2 separate regions of the Homo sapiens genome follow, and region 1 is linked to region 2. The links are chromatin loops, found by intact Hi-C in ENCODE. Cell type or tissue: MCF 10A. All regions are shown on one strand.

The links. Peaks named below come from ENCODE experiments on the same cell type or tissue, not always from the same donor. Only the 100,000 strongest peaks of a DNase experiment are listed, where the experiment ranks them.
Region 1: a loop joins it to region 2, with 10 times the contacts of the local background. A loop is called at or near these places in 3 of 110 quality-filtered maps.

The regions. Positions count from the first base shown.
Region 1 is chr5:159,827,776-159,830,275 of GRCh38, forward strand. All of the region lies in intron 2 of LINC01847 (long intergenic non-protein coding RNA 1847), which reads right to left. Among named protein-coding and RNA genes, the nearest start is that of LINC01847, 42 kb to the right of the region's middle. In MCF 10A, no CTCF peak of the experiment used is centred here; no DNase peak of the experiment used is centred here.
Region 2 is chr5:159,580,665-159,583,164 of GRCh38, forward strand. All of the region lies in intron 13 of LOC105377684 (a long non-coding RNA gene), which reads left to right. Among named protein-coding and RNA genes, the nearest start is that of LINC01845, 120 kb to the left of the region's middle. In MCF 10A, no CTCF peak of the experiment used is centred here; DNase peaks (open chromatin) are centred at 1,057, 1,437 and 2,287.

The DNA.
Region 1 (2,500 bases), 250 kb after region 2:
TTTTGAGGAGACACAATTCAATTCATAACACCTGCCTTCTTTACCCTGTGTTTAGTGGGGAAAAAATGGGGGCTCAAAAGATTTGAGTTTGAGCCCCAGTTCTGCCAATAACTGGCTACTTGGTTTTGATGAGTGATTTTGACCACAGTTTCTCCTCTTGCTTACTTGGGGAAAAGATTAGATGAGATCATAGAAATCACCAAATTTATAGCCTGAAGTGGCCTCTGAGATCATCCAACATTTCCCAAAGTGTGCTCACCAGAATATTAATCCTGCAAAGTCCCCTTGGGATAAAAAGGAGGGCTGGTTGTGTGAGTCCCTCTCCGAGACTCTCAATATGCATTACCAGAGGGAAGTTCCCGAGAAGTCGCACAGTAAAGAAGCCTTTGTTTGTCCCTGCATCTCCCAAACTCATTTCACTATGGACGCTGTTGTTTGGGTAATCCCTGGTAGCAATCTCTTGATCACTGATCTACATTTGGAAAATGCTCACATAGATTAACCCCTTTAGTGCACATTGGAGAACCAGGATTGAGACTTAGATCACCTTTTACCTGCTCCCAAATCTCTGTCTCAGGCTCAGCTTTGAGGAAAACCCAAATTGAGACAGATGGTTGTTCCTGGGATAAAAACAGCTTTACTGCTAATTTTAAATTTTTAACATTATTTTCAATACTATGTACTCAGTAAATTTTCAAACAACACAGAAAAGAATAAGGAAGATAAGTAAAACTCACCTTAAATCTTCCTACCCTAAAATAACCAACTGATGTGGATTACTTCTTTATTACTCTATTATTTCTGCCATTTTTTTTTTTTTTTTTTTTTTTTTTTTTTGCAGACAGGGTCTCACTCTGTTGCCCAGGCTGGAGTGCAGTGGCGCAATCTCCGCTCACTCCAACCTCCACCTCCCAAGCTCAAGTGATTCTCATGCCTCAGCCTCCCAAGTAGCTCGGATTACAGGCACACACCACCACATTTGGCTAATTTTTGTATTTTTAGTAGAGATGTTGTTTTGCCATGTTGGCCAGGCTGGTCTTGAAATTCTGGCCTCAAGTGATCCACCTGCCTCAGCCTCCTGAATTGCTGGGATTACAGGTGTGAGCCACTGTGCCCAGTCACTTCTGCCACCTTTTGATTGCACGAGGAGGTAATGAAGCTCAGGAACTGGGATAGGAGCTGAACCCAGAATCAGTGAGTTCAGAAGCATATCCTGACATGAGTTGTTGCTTAAATTATAGTCAAGCCCCTTGGCCTCCTTGTGCCTGATTCCTCCTTACCCCTTTAGAGAGCAGTGTCTATGGCAGAGTCTGAAAATTAATAATATTCATGGCTACCATTTATTGGGTTCCTACTACGTACACATAATATTATGTTACACATTATTGCACCCAGGAAATTAACCCTCACATCTTCCCAAGGAGGCAGGTGATACCATTAAGGCTTTGAGAGTTTGACTTGCCTCAGATCTCACAGCTGCTAGCAGCCATAAAGCCAGGACCCTAACTCTGAAACTGACTCCCAATTCTGCCTGACTCTGAAACTTTCTGCATAACTGTAACTCTGTGACTTCATACACTATATGCGGCAAACGTCAGTCCTATTTTCTGACCTCTCAGCTCCTGTTAAATGCCTTTGCTGTGTTTGGAATAGTTTTAGCCCTGTGGATCCTACTACTCCAAAGCAAAACCCAGAAGACTCCAATCAAATCTGGGCCTCCCTTTCAGACTGGATGAAAGTGTGTCCAAGGCTGGGACAATCAGACACACTCCTATAAGACCTTGATTCTAAGAGAGCAACTCAAGGAAAGAGACTTTCCAGGGGATCCATTGTGCTGGCAAGGATGGCAGCAAGAGGTCTGACTTTTGGGGTGACAATGTTTGCAAGGATGAGATCTTGGCATAGCAATAGTGGTGGTTTCTTCTATGGCTTAGTGGGACAACAGTAGGGGCAATGGTCCCTCTGTCAATCTAGTTCTACGGAGCGGTGTTTTCATTGCTCCTTAAGTTTACCTTCAGACCTTGCTCTCCACCTCTCCTGACGATTCTGAGAGCTCTCAATATCCTTTTGATAAATTCCTTCTCTGCCCAATCGGCCAGAGTCAGCTTCTGTTGCTTGCTCCCAGAAAACCTGACAGATGTGTGCTGTATCAGTGAGAGAGAGTGAGACCTCTCACTACACAGAACTCTAGTGGCTTTGGGTGTCTACAAACTGCAAAGCAATGAACAGAGATGGCCAGTTTCTCATCAATTTCTTTAACATAGACAACAAATTCATTAGATCCCAAAGTGAACTTTTGGCCAAAGTAGTACAAATTGGTTTAAACCATATTGATTCTGTTACCTCTCAATTGCCTAATTTCCAATTCACATTATATTTTGTGCCTTGAGTCCAGGTGTTAGAAGCCAACAGGAAAACTAGACTTTCTTGAATGGGTCTTCTGAAAGAAATTTAATTGAAAATCGTATTTATTCTTTAATCCAGTGGTTCTCAAACTTTT
Region 2 (2,500 bases):
CCAGACTCATGAAGCCTTTTGGCACAAGGCCTAGGTTTGCAGCATCAGGGAAGCCTTCTGGGGTGACCATGTCGGGAAAGGGAGGTCTGATGTTGAAGCCAGGCACCCTTGGATATGAATCCCAGTTATATCTATTAGTTGTTTTCTATCTTGTTAGGTCATGTAACTGCTCTGCCTTCACTTTCTTGTCTGTAAAATGGGAGATTTTTATAGCTAGCTCAGAAATTGTTGGGAAGAGTAGTGACAAGGCCCAGCAGATGCTGAAAAATAAAGCTGGGGAGTGGGAGAGGGTCTGTGGAATTTGGGGGGCGTCTGCCCTTGCACTTCAGCCCCGTAAACTCTGAGACCCTAAAGTCTCAGAGTTAATCACAGCTCAATACACCAAATTAATCATAGTCCTTTATTTAAGAAGGAAGAAATAATGAGTGAGTTTAATTTTCCAATCCCACTTTAGGCGGTCAGCTCTCAACCCTGAGTTCTAGTTTGATTGCACTGTGGTCAGCTCTCAAGTAGAGGAAGATAATCATGGGTAAGGCGTGCTGCAGGGCCTGTTTTCTGCAGATGTCTTTCTCACTAGCCGAATGTTCCACCTGAAATTCCAGCATGTATCTTGTTGTCTCCAAGATGCCCTTGTTAAAATACAGATATCTTTAAGGGAAGCTGCTAGACGTTAGCACAGACTCTGGAGTCAGATAGGCTGGGGATAAATTCCCGCTCCCCGACTTGTTAGCTATGTGACTTTGGAAACATTACTTCACATCTCCGTGTCTCAGTTCCTTCATCTGTTCAATGGAAATAACAATAGTGTTAAGGGGAGAGTAGATGAGATAATGTCTGGGACAAGATAAGTGCTCAATTAAAGTTAGCTATTGTTAGTAGCTATTACTAAACCCTGAGAAGAAGGGGTAGGTGGCGATATGACTCCACCAAGAATATGCTTAAGTTTCTCCTTCATCTGGGTCAGTTTCCATAGGCTTTGCAAAATAGATGCTATTTCACAAATGAGGACAACTAAATCTCAGAGAAATTAACTGGTTCTGAGTCACACAGCTTCATCAGGATGCCATGAAGAAACAGGATACAATGCACACTCTCCTTTAGCTGTGCCACCAATAACCCTCCTGCATAACTTCTGGCTTCCTAAGAGAGGACTAATGGTTGTAGCCCCTGAAATCCACCTACACACTCTCCCTGAGATAGTCTGTAGTGGACAGCTCCCAAATGCTTTCCATTTTGAGGAAAGACAGCTTGAAGAGCAACTTGCAAATGCAAGGTCAGATACCAAGCCCAGAGGCCGTACGGATGTCACACCTCAGTTCTTATGGTGATGACTTGGCATTTAGAGATGAAAAAATCATCTCCAAGGCAACGTAGGTGACTTATTTACAGATGATTAATCCCATTGTATACTACTGCCAAATCCACTTCTGGCTTCACGCCTGGTGACATGGGGAAAATACCACGGCTTCTTCGTCTTGGGTACATTTCCATCTGCTGGGCATTCTCTGGGTTCCAGGGGGAGGTGAGTCAACAGTCTGTCAATGCTATGGATTTAGTGTCTTGATGTGGGTTCTAATGAGAGAGTTTTTATAATGTTTCACGCCCTCCCACCCCTGCCAGCCACAATGGTAATATCAAACCCAGAGACCAGGAACAGAGGAACTTGCTTTCTTCCAGCTTTTGATCTTCCACCTAATATGATCAGAGAATTCTTATTTCATTTAATATATCTTTCATAAGTGCCTACTCTGCACCAGATACTGTCCCAGAATAGAAGAAAGTACACTTCCGGAAAATTTGCTATGATCATGAAGAAACTGAACTCAGACAATAATAATTATAATAATATCTCCTATTTATTAAGCATTTGCTGTGTGCCAGTTGCTGTACCAGGAACATCACAGTTTATCCTCCCCAAAGCCCTTGGCTGTAGGTCCTATGGTATCCCTGTTTTTCTCTTAATAAAGATAAAACACAGAGAGGTTAAGAAGCTTTCCCAGGATGGCACAGCTGGGCAAGTGGTGGAGTTGATTTTACGCAAACACAGTCAGTTCTCATTATTTGTGGCAGTTATGTTCTATAAAGTGGCTGTGAGCACTGAATTAACAAGTACTAAACAGTTGCTCCTACAGGAAACACAGGGTTAGATTCCTTTGAGCCTCTGATCAATATATAACCTTGTTTTAATTATGTTTTGTTTAAAGATATCTTATTCAATATACACTTTTGATTCATTAACACTGAACTTATAGCAACAGCACTGTGACTCATCCCCAAATGATGCTTCTCTTACGCATATATTTTGTCTGTAAGGCACACAGCAGCCTTCTACTTAGGATCACTTTAGCACTATGCTTTGGGACCATTTTAAACAACAAAATCACCATCATGAAGCATAAAAATGAGAAAAAATGGGGCACTAAATAGACCACAAAAGAGACACTTGTTCTCAGGCTGAGAGCTGAAATGAAAAAAGCAGAGTGTCACTTTGTTGTCCCAC